3 separate regions of the Mus musculus genome follow, and regions 1 and 2 are each linked to region 3. A link is a loop called in an ENCODE intact Hi-C map of the cell type or tissue named here. Cell type or tissue: left cerebral cortex. All regions are shown on one strand. Region 1 overlaps Prickle2 (prickle planar cell polarity protein 2). Region 2 overlaps Prickle2 (prickle planar cell polarity protein 2). Region 3 overlaps Prickle2 (prickle planar cell polarity protein 2).

Evidence for each region. Hi-C counts contacts between places; a loop is a spot of excess contacts. Peaks named below come from ENCODE experiments on the same cell type or tissue, not always from the same donor. Only the 100,000 strongest peaks of a DNase experiment are listed, where the experiment ranks them.
Region 1: a loop joins it to region 3, with 2.5 times the contacts of the local background. A loop is called at or near these places in 5 of 42 quality-filtered maps.
Region 2: a loop joins it to region 3, with 1.9 times the contacts of the local background. A loop is called at or near these places in 5 of 42 quality-filtered maps.

What each region holds. Positions count from the first base shown.
Region 1 is chr6:92,604,023-92,606,522 of GRCm38, reverse strand. All of the region lies in intron 2 of Prickle2 (prickle planar cell polarity protein 2), which reads left to right. Among named protein-coding and RNA genes, the nearest start is that of Prickle2, 100 kb to the left of the region's middle. In left cerebral cortex, no CTCF peak of the experiment used is centred here; DNase peaks (open chromatin) are centred at 583 and 1,085; H3K27ac peaks cover 1,148 bases.
Region 2 is chr6:92,587,835-92,590,334 of GRCm38, reverse strand. All of the region lies in intron 2 of Prickle2 (prickle planar cell polarity protein 2), which reads left to right. Among named protein-coding and RNA genes, the nearest start is that of Prickle2, 120 kb to the left of the region's middle. In left cerebral cortex, no CTCF peak of the experiment used is centred here; DNase peaks (open chromatin) are centred at 349, 749 and 1,177; H3K27ac peaks cover 1,291 bases.
Region 3 is chr6:92,533,425-92,535,924 of GRCm38, reverse strand. The region is part of intron 2 of Prickle2 (prickle planar cell polarity protein 2); the gene reads left to right. Among named protein-coding and RNA genes, the nearest start is that of Gm38862, 130 kb to the right of the region's middle. In left cerebral cortex, a CTCF peak has its summit at 1,209; DNase peaks (open chromatin) are centred at 588, 990, 2,061 and 2,435; H3K4me3 peaks cover 2,058 bases; H3K27ac peaks cover 1,671 bases.

The DNA of each region.
Region 1 (2,500 bases), 71 kb before region 3:
CCTTGAGCTTTCTCTTGCCTCCTTTCTTTATCCTAAATGTCTTAGTATCAACCTGTTAAGTAATTGGTTGGAAAAATGAATTCAATCTGAAGCACTACATCTCAGGTCTGTCACGAAAGTGTTTTCTTCCGTGCATACAGTTTTATTTGAACCAGGCTGTCCATGCCTGAACCTAAAGGCCTGCATTGCAAGGGTACTATCAAATTAGGGCAAGGTGGGTGAGGCTGTGTGGCCAGGATGCTACTGGTTGAAGCTACTTAGAACTTATCAATTCTGCTTAACAGATAATAGGAACAGTTGTCCTTTTGACCAAAGAAAAGACATAAAGTAGTGTTCTAAGTGTATGAAGTACGACTTCATACAGCATCCCAGAAAACCGATGTCTGTATTGTTAGAACAGCAGCTGATGCGAGAGTGGTTATCCTTGTTACCATCCTGTTCCTTCTTCACCATCCTTACCTGCCACTGGAGGAAACCGAAGCTCGGATTTTATTGAGCCTCCCCAGCTCCCTGTAGCAGAGGAAGAACTAGAATTTGGGTCTGCCAGTTCCAGAAGCCAAGCTTATTCACTTCTAAGACTTGGCTTAAAATAAAATAAAAAAAATTACATTCTGGCCGACTTCATGTTCCCTAGGATGCATATTCTCTTTCCAAAGGTACGCAGAAAGAATCCTATACTGCTGGTGTTGAACAACATGTCGCTCCTCACATGTCCACTTCATCTCCCTTCCAGGAGTTCCTTCCTTTACTAGTGGTCCTCGGTCCTGGCTGTCATCCACATTATCTGGGAAACTTCTCTGAATGCAAATTTGCAGTGACCTGGCTAGGCAGGCCCTGCTGTGTCCAGACTTCTGTGGAGGTATATCCAGGGTGTCTGTTTAGTTTATTAATCTATATAAGCAGTTGTGCTCTGGTAAGCCAAGCATGGGAACAGCTATTCTAGGTAGCATGAACTCTGGCCATGTAAAGTGGCCATTGTAAGAGAGGGCTGTGCACTACGACTGGGAGAGCTGACTGCCTCAACTCAAGTGACCTGCCCATTTTCAGAAACAGGCAGCATGTTCCCTGTGTGCTCTGGGTTTTCCTGTCCATAGGGAGCCAACTGTTTGTGGGTGGTCCCAGCCTCACAGGAGGGCTCCCTTCTGCCACAGCCCTGGGAACAGGCTGAGATGCATTTGGTTCTTAGGAAGAGAGTGGGGTGGGGGTGGTTAGCCCAGAAGCAGAGGAATTAGGAAGTCATTTGGAACACCAAGTGGGAGGAAGAATTACACCCCCACTCCACCCCACCCTACCCCGAGCACAAGTAGGCCTCATTATAAAGCCTTCACTAATATTTTCATTTAACTCACAAGAGCCATGAAACTTTAGCATGATAAAAATTTTATGGCCTTTTATTTCCTAGTTTATGGACAGTGTCTCTGGTGTTCAAATGAATGAACTCCTCCAGATCTTGTGCTGTTTACACATTGTCAGCTGTCGTTTAGATCTTTGTAAGTCTAAAACACAAACCAACTGTAACCATGAAGGGATGGCTGCAGGTCTGAAGTGGCCACAGAACAAAGCAACGCATTTGTAGATACTTGAGGAGAAATCTATATACAACTGAAATTAGAGCAAGGTGCTCAGTGCATCATCTGTTTATGTGTGTACTAGTCTGCCTGGGTCTTTTGCCTGAGGGAGGTGGTGAGTGTCGGAGCTATTAACCTTATGTTTTTCTTTTAACTAGAAGTTTGGGAAGAACTTGCAACATTTAAAGTTTAGAAAGTGCACAGGGAACAGATGTATTCATGTTAAACTCGGTATTTGAAAGCTTTCTTTCCCCCTTCTCAATGCAAGCACAGCTCTCACCTTAAAGGGACTAAGAGAGAGTTTATTCTGGAGCCAAGTATGAGTGGCCACGCCCCTGAAACAGAGATTCAGATGACCCCAAATACCATGTTCACTATGGAAGTGTTTATATGAGACTTTATTAATTATAGAACACAGAAATTCAGAAATCAAGGCATTCACCAGTTACATTCGTGGAGACTATATGCCACTATATAGTTGACATTCTTAGGTTTGGAATTAATCCAGTTTAGGGCTAGAAAGATGGCTCAGTGATTAAGAGCACTTGCTGCTCTTCCAGAGGACCTGGGTTCAGTTCCTAGCACCCAAATGGCAGCTCATAACCTTCTGTAGCTTTAGTTCCAGGGAATCCAATGCATTCTTTTTGGTCTCCATGGGCACTAGGCACCAATGTGGTGCACATACATGCAGGCAAAACACACACACACACACATATGTGTGTGTGTGTGTGTGTGTGTGTGTGTGTGTGTGTGTATTACACATACATATATACATATATATATATACATACACACACACTTTAAAAATGCATTTTAAAGGGTTTAATAGTCACAAGGATGTTAAGGTGAGCAATGAGTGGCTTTCAACAGGGCTAAAGAGAGTTCAAGGCAATTTTGTTTCTGGTCTCTAACATTTGAACTCTCTATAGTCA
Region 2 (2,500 bases), 54 kb before region 3:
CACTTATTGGAAAGAGTGAATTAGATGTGGATTAAGCCAATGGAAATAGGATTCACATAGGATCTGGCATGCAGTCGGAAGGGTTGAGTGAAGGAATGCAAACACATGTATTTTTCCACCTGAAGCTCTAAAGGCCAGTGGTTACTTTGGGATCACCATCCCACTGTGTATTAAGGCTCTCAGAAAACTACCAAGAGGGTAGATCCACAGCTGTTTGTGTCAAGAGATGTGTTTTAAGAAAACAACTAATGCAGCTGTGGAAGCTGGCAAGTCTAAATCTACAGTTAGCCCGGTGGCCCGTCAGTTGAACTGTCTCTTCTTTGTGGGGAGGCCCTTCTCCTAGCAAACTATTCAGACACTGAGACAAGGTTTACCCACTGAGGAAGGCAATGCAATTTGCTGAAAGCCTGCTCTGTTAGAGCAGAGGTCAGCCCTACCCAAACCAATTGGACAGAAGCCCAGAGAATGAGTATTTGTGGTGGGGGAATCAGAAATTTATGATGCTTTCAGAGTATAACAGGATGCTGGACAAGCTGGAGTACCTAACATCAACATGCCTCTGCTCCTTACTTCCTTGCTTCTTTCCCCCTTTCTCCTCTACAGTGCACAAAGCATTGTATGTCCCTTTGAATATATGGATGCTCTCTTCATTTTACAATTCCCAATTCTAGGGAAACAGATGCTCCTGAAACCAGCTTCCTCAGAGAGCAGCTTCCAGCCTGCTCCTGTGAGTGTGATCATTGCCCAGAGACAACGTGGTACTGGCTGATTAGTCAGAACCTTACACTTATGTTCCCTGTGTGGGAGGAAGGAACTCAACGTGTCTTGATGCTGACTGATGCTGGGGGTAGGCAAATTGTTCGTTCTCTCTTTCTCTCTCTCTCTCTCTCTCTCTCTCTCTCTCTCTCTCTCTCTCTCTCTCTCTCTCTCTCTCTCTCTCTCTGTGTGTTTAAGATGTCTTTATTAAGTTTTAATTCACATAGCATAAAATCCACCCATGCAGTGTAAGTCCGATGTTTTAAACATATTTACAAGGTTGTGAAACCCCAAAGCCTAATTTGAGAACATCCCCTCATCTTACAGAGATACTACACACCTGTCAGCTGCTGCTACCCACTTTTCTCTTCCCTTAAAGCCCCATGGCTGCCGCTTCACTTCTGTCTCCATAGGTTGTTCATGAACAACTTGTAGCTCTCATGATTGGCTTCTTTCCCTCGGTATGTCCAGTTTCCCCTATGTGACTTCACAGATTAACACATCATTTCTTTGTGTGGCTGAAATTAAATCATTCCCTCCTGTATGCATGTAGTATAGGTGGAACACCTTTTGCCATTGGCATAAACTCTACCATGAACATGGGCCTACAAGCTTTCCTGTGGCTGTGGTTTTCACTTGCCACAGTACTTGGTTAGGGGTGCAATCAGTGGGTGCTATGACAACCCTTTGGTAACTTTGCAGGACTGTCCAGCTGCTTTCCAAGGCAGCTGCACCATTTCACATTCCCTGAACACCATGGGAAGGGTCTGATTTTCTCATATTTTCATCAGCTCTTGCTGTCTTCTGTCCTTTGATTAGAGATATTCCAACTGATGAAAAGTGGCATTGCTCGTGGTTTTGATTGATATTCCCCTGGTGGCTAATCATACCGAAGGTTTTCACATATTTGTTGGCTATTATTGTTTCTCCAAAGGAGAAACACCTTTGTCAATTTTTAAATTAGGCTACTTTTATTACTGAGTTGTATATGGACTTTACGTGTTCTGATAACAAATGCTTCTTGACTTCTGTACTTGGAGTTCTGTAAGGTTTTGATTTACAACAACTTCTAAGTTAAGAAAACTATCCTTCAAGCCTAAGGGGAAGTGTGGTGGTTTGAATATGCTTGGCCCAGGGAGTGGCACTATTAGGAGATATGGTCTTGTTGGAGCGATGTGTCCCTTTGGGGGAGGGGGGTGGGCTTTGAGACCTGTCTCCTAGCTGCCTGAAAGACAGTCTTCTAGTGGCCTTCAGATGAAGATATAGAACTCTCAGCTTCTCCTGTGCCATGCCTGTCTGGATGCTGCCATGCTCCTGCCTTGATCATAATGGACTGAACCTTTGAACCTGTAAGCCAGCCCCAATTAAATGTTATCATTATAAGAGTTGCCTTGGTCATGGTGTCTGTTCACAGCAGTAAAACTGTAACTAAGACAGGAAGCAAAGGGCTACTGAGTGGAAATAGAGCCAATGATTTGGGTGCCATGTAAAGAAAGGTACGTCTGTACTTTGTTCTCCCCAGTATTTTCCCTCTATTTTAAAATTTGAAGCAGGATCTTATGCAGCTGAGGCTGGCCTCAAACACCTTCTATAGGTATGGATAAAGGCAAACTTCTTTTTTGTTTGTTTGGTTTTGTTTTGTTTTTGTTTTTGTTTTGTTGTTTTTTTGTTTTGTTTTGTTTTGTTTTGAGACAGGGTTTCTCTGTGTAGCCCCGGCTGTCCTGGAACTCACTCTATAGACGAG
Region 3 (2,500 bases):
CACTCTCTGAAATATGTATATATACATATATATATATGTTTGTGTATATATGCATATATATAAAACACAGTTCATTTGAAGTTCACTTAACATTATTGGTTTTAGCTCTGCTTCTTTTTTTCTCATAGCTATATAGCATCCCATTATATGGTTATAGCATGATTTGTGTACCAAGGTCCCTTGTGGAATAATGGTTTTCAGTTACTTTCATTTTATAGCAAATCCACCTATCCCTATATAAGATGCCTTGCCTTGAGCATCTTTTAATATGATTCCTTATTTATCTCTCTGTTTTCCACCCCATTCCGCATCATTCTACTCTACTGTGAGTTCCTCGTGGTCAAGGACTTTATCTTTCATTGATCATCCTATGACCTAGCACGGCTGTCCTGCCAGCAATCGATCCTTATTTCCTTTTATCTTACAAGGGTCCATTTTCTCGGAAGTAAAACCAGTGTTCAGACCTAATCTCCTCTCTTAGATTCTCTAGTTAAGCCCTGTAGTCAAGGCAGCTCCTGGGGTTTGAGTCATCTCTCCGTGCACCCACTGATGTCCTCAGGACGTGTAGCTCACCGTGTTACAGGGAAAGAGTGAAGCATCTGGTTGATGGATGTAAAGCTTTCATCCTTGGTGCAATGCCACGAAAAAAAGTGAAATTGTATAGAGAACTAGTAAGCAGACTGAGCAGATACTTGGGAGCACACTGCTTCCTTCCCCAAAGGAAAGGCATGTACGTTGTACATTGTAGTAGTCAGGAGGAGTGGGGAACTTGGTCCAGTATTTCTGTCCTCTTTCCTTCTCACTTGCTCTGCCAGCCAGCTGGCCTCTTCTGCTACCTAAGCACGCTTGGGCCCTTGATGCCTCTGTCCTGCTTCACTACGGTGTTTGAGTGCTCATAGGTTCTTTCTAATTTTAAAGCAGTAGTTCCCTTCGATTTAAATCTCAATTTGGGAACAGGCTTATGATTGGCCCGCAGCTGGGAAGTTTCACCAATGAGCGTCTGTAGGAGGTGGGGCAGAGTCCCTTTAAGCTGCCCAGAAGCAGTCTGGAGACCTTCTCTCCCAGGAGCTGGAAATTTTCAGAATCCAGGGCTGCTCCCTGAGCAGCTGCTGTCCCGGGAATGTCCTCACTCTCACCAGCAGTCCCTGCAGAGCCCTCTCAGGCTCTGCACCCTTGGCGGCCAACATCCCCTGGGGACCCTTAGCCTCTGCCCCTGTCGCTGGTCCCTAGTGGTTCTTCTGCCTATCTGCAGTTTCCCAGGGGTGGAGACGAAGTGGTGACCAGCCAGCGGATCAAGCAAGACAGCCTGGTAAGTGGATCCTCTCCGGCATAGGGGAATAATAAAGACAGGATGCATGAGCAGAGGCTCTAGCCCCAGGGTCTTCCCCTGGACAAGAAGGAACCTAGCAATAAGAAAGTGACTTGGCGAAAGAGTAGAGGGGAGGGGAGAGGAGAAGTGTCCTCCACCCAAAAGCTGAGTGTTGTACTCTGCCCAGGGGACCCTGGGGACCACTGCGCTTCCACCACCATTCCTACAGTCACTCTGTTAACCAACACTGAGACTAATAAGATCCCCAGAAAGAGTTACCATTACTTTAGGACTTGGTGTGTGTTGGGGGAAGGGGGCTTAATTTGGTATTTAATTTTTAAATAGTATTTTATTTGCTCATAATTCCCTTTCTTTTAAATACTTTCAAATGTATGTACTGCTAACGACTTACAACTTGCTCCTTTAAACAGGCAGGCACATTCTTAAATCACCTTTACAGTATTATTTATGCCTTTCCACATACCTTTATGCCTGGGGCTTACAGTCCCTAAAAGTGAAAGTATTGCTAGGACCTTAAAAATTCTTCTCCTGGCACCTTGGTGTGGCTGTACAGCATTAATCAACTGTAGATTTGTACATGTATTCTCTCTGAATCCAGGTAGAAGGGGCCGGCCCCCTCCTCCTACCCTTCCTAGCTGTCTACAAGTGGTGTGTGTGTGTGTGTGTGTGTGTGTGTGTGTGTGTGTGTGCAGAAATGGGGAGCTCAGTCCTGTTTGCCCAGAGCATCTCATACACCCTGTTAGCTGACTCAGAGTCAGGGAATAATAAAGCCTGCAGTGCTTCCAGCCTCCAGGGCTTGGGCAACTGCACCCTGGAAAAATGAAGCCAAGTTAATGGTGAGAGATGGAGGTTCTCTGGGTAGATTAGATTTAAAAGATGCGTTCAGGCAGCTCCTCACCTCCGATCTGTTCTCTTGTTTGTACCTGAGCAATATGTCCAAAGGTAATACAAAGGGTCAGAGTTTATTTATGTTATTTTCCTTTTTTAAAGAGGAAGCAGCTGGAAGACGTGCCTTCCAAAATTGGAGTAACGTCTGATGCATGGATTGCCAAATTCCATTTCCTCCCATATTAAATTATTTTTGGCTTCAGCAGCCTTCTTTTGGTAGGCTGGCTTGTATTCGAAATTGTTTAGGTGGCATGAATCATTTGTATACTTTGGGTTCCCTGC